Linked DNA regions of Homo sapiens: region 1 is linked to region 2. Evidence: read pairs that join two places in POLR2A ChIA-PET (ENCODE). Cell type or tissue: Panc1. All regions are shown on one strand. Links, peaks and the distances in the headings refer to the core of each region. The heading gives the core; the rest is flanking DNA.

Region 1 (2,911 bases), core at 289-2,788, 90 kb before region 2:
GGCTTTCCTGGTATATAAGGTCTCGCCGGCTCGCCGCGCTCCCCACCTTGCCTGCGCCCGCCCGGAGCCAGCGGTTCTCCAAGCACCCAGCATCCTGCTAGACGCGCCGCGCACCGACGGAGGGGACATGGGCAGAGCAATGGTGGCCAGGCTCGGGCTGGGGCTGCTGCTGCTGGCACTGCTCCTACCCACGCAGGTGAGGCCCTGGCGCCCGGCGGGGCTCGAGGGCCGTTCCCGGGGTGGGGGCAGGGGAGATGGACCCGGTCCCGGGGGACCGTCCTGCGCTCCTGCCTCGGGCCACGGACAGGGACCGGGAGAGAATCTTGCTTAGCTGACCAGGGGAGAGGGCCATGTGGACCCCATTTTTCCATTCCCTTGCGTGCTGCCCCCCCTCCTCCCACGGCCCTGGGAACAATGCAGCTCCGCGTGCGGGCTGAGAGGACCCTGCCCCACCCCAGGTTCCACGCTGTCCCTTCCCAGGCAGCCAGGTGACTACTTCCCACTTTCACCCAGAGGCCCGAGGTGCCTGCAGGGATTAGCGCCTGGAGAGCTCGGGCTCCCTGGGGACGTTGTCCCTGGGTCCCTGAGGACTCGCTTTCCCCTAGGAATGTCTTCGCGCTCCCCGCGCTCTACACAAAGAGAGGCGACGGTCCCTTTCGGGGAGGGCGGCTCACGCCCATCCTCCACCCTCGGAGTTGGATTGGGTATCCCGGAGAAGCTACGGCTATCTGGCCCTTTTTAAACAAACCCCGGTTCCGGGCTGAAGCCGAGGCGGGGACCCTCTCCTGACGCTGCGCTCTCTGCGAGGCAACCTTTCACGTCCATCGCTTGTCATCTTAGGATCCCCATGTTATTTTAGCCCAGATTGGCTAGTTCTGGGGAGGCAGCATGGTGGGACGATTCTGTCCCGAGTCCCCGCCAGGCTTTGTTCGGGTCGCCGCTACCAGCGCGGTCTCCCTAGATCCTCCATCCGGGGAACCTCGCCCCGGGTGCGGGTACCCGGGGCCGCGCAGCGCTGCCTCGAGGGTGTATGGATGCACCGCGCCGGCGAGAGAGACCGGGGGCTGGGCCTGGGAGACCCTAGCGGGGGCGGGGGCGAAGAAGGTACGTTTGTTTGGGTCAGTTCGGGTTTGGAGGATGGGAGTGACGGCTCTCCAGCGCCTTCGATTGGGGTTAATCGAGGACTGTCACTGGGGCTTCTCCCCCAAAGTTGGGCGCGCTGCGTCCTCCGTCCCCAGACATCGAAAGTCCGGGCTCACCTGGGAGTGCAGCCTGAGTGTGGAACGCGCTTCCCCACCGCTGGCGGGGTAACCGTACCCTATTGTCTTCCTCCCAGTCCGCTGCGCTCCCGAGCCTTCCTCAATTCTTTGATGGGGGAGGGGCGCGGCTGCGAGAAACCGGCCCCCTCCACTCCCCGCCCCATCTTCTCTCCGACCAGATTTTTTTCCTCCAACATTGTAAGTGAGAAGTTTTAATAATGCGAATAAATCTAGCTTGGGAGAGAAAATTTTGTTTAGTGTCAGTTTAATAAACATAATTTTTTTGTTGGTGTAGAGGATCTTTAGATCCTCAGATTGATACACCAGGTTTTAAAAAGAAAACATCACCTGCTGCAGTAAAACTCATTGCATGAATAAAGAACAGGTTACTTTGCGGGATCCCAAACAAGGTGTCCAAAACAGGCACCCTGTTTTAAGTAAATTACCATATTAATGCTTTTCTTTATTGGGAGTGCCGTTTCCTGATGGGACACACTAAATCTTGCACACAGTAGGTGCCCGATAAATAAATTTGACTTGATCAAGATTTTTTTGTTGTTGTCACTAATCTATTTTGGATAGGATTTGTACATTTCTGTAGTCAATATTTGTTTAATGACCTTATGGATTTTACAACAAAAGGAGCTGGTGCTGATGTAGGAGGGCTTTATCTTTGGATTAATAGGCAGCCAAATGTACACGGGGCCCAGACTCTTGCCTGGTGCCACGTCCTCCCTCCAGCCTGTAATCAGAAGCTCTTGTAAACCCTCCCTTGCAGTGAGGGCTGAAAACTCCGATCTGCCTTTGTTCCATGACAAAGGAGAGATTATCACGTGCCCTACTGGACTGTGCATTTCGTGGCTTGAAAAATCAGTGGTGAATGATGCCACTCAGACGCTGGGACACTGGGAGAACCTTGGTTCTTGGCCACAGCAATGAGCTTGGCGACCAGTGAGGCTGCTGCTGGTGAAACTTAACACCATAACCTCTCGTTGTCTTTTGTGAAATCGTTCCGACTTCATGGTGTTTTCTTGAAGTCATTCTGCCTTAAAGGAAAAACTCATTTTCTTTTTCAATTTAACACAAATATTGTGGCCATTTTTTAGAAGAGTTACTATTTCAAATTTCAAGGGAGAAGATAAGACTGCATTTCCCCCTTAAGGAAAAGGCTAAGTTACCAAGGCTGTATTAAATTGAGTATGTGAAAGTTACCTAGCAAATCCAGGATAGACAGTGACCCAATGAATTCTAGTTCCATAAGTCTCAGTTACAATATTTAAAAATCCCCATTTTTTTGTGCAACTTTAAAATCTCCCCCTTTCTGGGAAAATAGACCTTATTGCAATGCCATTAAGTCAATATAATCTTGGAAACTGAATTAGTTAACCTGGTCCTTTTTTCCTTTGCAAAGAAATAAAAACAGGAGTTATAGTTATTGAATAACTTTTTTGTTCTTGTTGCCACTTGGCATTTTTGAGGCATCTCTAGGTAGTTTGTTTTGAAACTAAAGAGAATGACCTTGGTGGGTTGAGCAAGAATTCAGAAGTTAATGATGTTGGGTAAGAGAACAATGGTAAGAGAGCAATCTAAGAATATATCACCTACTTTAATTTTATATGAGAGTACATGGAGGTAGCTGTGATGTGGAAATG
Region 2 (2,911 bases), core at 310-2,809:
GGCAATAGTGAAAAGTCAACAAATGGGTAAAACCTACCCAATGGGTCTGTCCTGTTTCCACAGGGTAACCAGGGCAAACGTGAGACTGTACAGTTTACAACAAGATTGCAGGCTTCTCTTTTGGAATCACCACATCTTGGGTCTCCATTACCTTGAGTACTTTCTTGGTCTTTTTGAGCCTTCCCTGCTTATGTGCACACGTGATTGTTGTTAATGCTGCAACGCTGCCTCTTCTGGTAGTCTGGGATGTGTCAGATAACACCACCGATTTCTTTAATACAGTCCAGAGATGAGCCAATTTGGAAAATAATGAGCTAAATTGTAAGATGTAGTCATATCCCTTCTTAATTCTCTTAGATTTGATTTATTAATCCTTTTTGCATGCAGTATTTATGGGCTGATGAGGACCAGCTGGGCCAGCAGCTTCTCAGCCACAGGTTTCTCAGGCCCTGTGAATGAAGAAAATGGGCAACTGAGCAGTACTACACCCACCCTTGTGCTTGGAGCTCTCTCTGAGAGTTTAAAATCTGCTTACAGTTTCCATATTCTTACATGATGTTTGTTGGGACTCAGAAAATGATATCTTAAAGGCCTCAGAAGTAAAAGTTTTTCTCTGACCTTTTCCTGACCTCCTGTTTCTGGCTCCTCACTTTCCCCTAAGGCCAGCCATGGAAAGTAGAATTCCTCTTCCCCAAGGGGGGTCATAGAAACCAGAACTCCTTTTCCCCCAAAACCAGCCATAAGACCAAAAAATATTACTCTAATTCCGCCTCCCACCTTTTTGTATAAAAACTGGCCATAAAGAAATTATTTCGGCCAGATGCAGTGGCTCACGCCTATAATCCCAGCACTTCGGGAGGCCAAGGCGGGAGAATGGCTTGAAGTCAGGAGTTCAAGTCCAGCCTGGGTAACATAGTGACATTCTGTTCTTAAAAAAAACCAAATAAAAATTAGCAGGAGACTGAGGCAGGATGATTGTCTGAGCCCAGGCATTCGAGGTTGCCGTGAGCTACGTGCTTGTGCCATTGCACTCCAGCCTGGGCAACACAGCAAGATCCTGTCTCAAAAAAAAAAAAAAAAAAAAAAAAAAGAAAGAGAAAGAAATGATCTGACTTACCTTGTTTGACTGTAGGTTATAAAAACTCTATTCCAGAGAGGGTCCTGCCCATACCCAGAAGGCAGAAATCCTGGACAGAGGCCAAGAAGAACCTGAAAAGAGGTTTTGCTGGGTTTCCCCACTGAGTCTATTACCATTAGCTCATATCCTTTTTGCCCAATCATATTTCTACACATCTGTCCATGCTTTGTGGAACCTAAGCATAAAAGCAAACAGTTTCCCCTGTGTCTCTGGGTTTTCATTCTGAAGGCTCCCATGTCACATAAAACCATGATAAATAAATTCTATGCCTTTTCTCTGATTAATCTGATTTTTGTCAGTGATTTTCAGGGAAGTCTTCCCCTTTGCCCCTGTGTGTTTCATTCTAGGCTTTGCAGAGGTTGGAGCACTTCTATTTCCTGGGCCCAGTGCCATAGCTGTTAGTAATCGATTCTCTTTAGAACTGGAATTGTCAGGTTGTTTCAGGACTCTGGTTTGCTTGATTTCCTTCCTAGGACACTTGAGAGTTTTGATACAGAGGCTTCCTTTTCTCCAGTTTTCAGAAATAGAGAAGACCTTTCCAAGGAAACAGGGAGGAAAAAGGATAGAGAAGGCATTTAATTTAGAAGGATAAAATAGATCTTTCATCCATCAAAACACAAAATTACAACAAATGTAGTTTAATGATCTCAGTTGGCTTTATTGCTGTAAACCAAAAATAAAATTCTAAGCCCCCCAACCATTTGACTGGACCCCTCCTCTCAGCCAAAGTTAACCTGTAAAATTTATTCCAAAGTTAGCCTGTAAAACTTATTCCAAAATTAACCTGTAAAACTTATTCCAAAGTTAACCTGTAAAACTAGTTTAGGCCATGATGGGAAGGGGGAGTTGGATATGCCTCATTACCATTAACATCAACACAGACCTTGAGACTGATAGAACAGGCTCTTTAAGTCTGATAAAAAATATTTACAATCTATTCTTTCTGAAGCCTGCTACCTGGAAGCTTCAACTGCATAAAACCTTGGTTTCCACAACCCCTTATCATAACCCAGATATTCCTTTTTAAATAAAATTCCAGATTTTTTTTTTTTGAGACTGAGTTTCATTCTTGTCACCCGGCTGGAGTGCAATGATGTGAACTTGGCTCACTGCAACCTCCACCTCCTGGGTTCAAGAGATTCTCCTGCCTCAGACTCTGGAGTAGCTGGGATTACAGACACCCACCAACACACACGGTTAATTTTTGTACCTTCAGAAGAGATGGGGTTTCACCATGTTGGCTAGGCTGGTCTCGAACTCCTGACCTCAGGTGATCCGTCCACCTTGGCATCCCAAAGTGCTGGGATTACAGGTGTGAGCTACTGCACCCTGCTTAAATTCCAGATCTGTAAGTAGTAACTGAATGAACTGCCAATCAGAAAGTCTTTGAATCTGCGTATGACCTGGGACTCCCCACTTCCAGTTGTCACACCTTTCTGGACTGAACCAATGTACATCTTATGTGTATTGATTGATGTCTTATGTCTCCTTGCAAATGTATAAAATCAAGCTGCAGACTGACCACCGTAGCCACATGTCATCAGGACCTCGTGAGGTGTGTCATAGGCACGTCCTTAACCTTGGCAAAATAAACTACTAAATTAATTGAGACTTGTCTCAGATACTTTTTGATTTATGTCGTGATTCTAGAATCGAGGAATACTTCATCCTACAAAACAGAGTAAGTGTTCCAATGAGCTGAACAGTGGGGGTTGGCTTTATAGACAGAAAAGGCTGAAGAAAGCAGATTGGTCATTTCAAAGTTACTTTCCT

The links. ChIA-PET counts read pairs that join two places held together with the same protein. Peaks named below come from ENCODE experiments on the same cell type or tissue, not always from the same donor. Only the 100,000 strongest peaks of a DNase experiment are listed, where the experiment ranks them.
Region 1: POLR2A ChIA-PET joins it to region 2 with 18 read pairs; 9 of 35 experiments call an interaction of 5 or more read pairs at or near these places.

What each region holds. Positions count from the first base shown.
Region 1 is chr6:106,971,863-106,974,773 of GRCh38, reverse strand. It overlaps CD24 (CD24 molecule), which reads left to right and starts at 45. Exons shown (of 2, transcript NM_001359084.1): 1 at 45-196. The coding sequence starts at 128. In Panc1, for the core only: no CTCF peak of the experiment used is centred there; no DNase peak of the experiment used is centred there; H3K4me3 peaks cover 1,151 bases; H3K27me3 peaks cover 2,063 bases.
Region 2 is chr6:106,881,418-106,884,328 of GRCh38, reverse strand. It overlaps LOC105377928 (a long non-coding RNA gene), which reads right to left and starts at 2,391. Exons shown (of 3, transcript XR_942842.3): 1 at 2,349-2,391; 2 at 1,118-1,672; 3 at 371-449. In Panc1, for the core only: no CTCF peak of the experiment used is centred there; no DNase peak of the experiment used is centred there.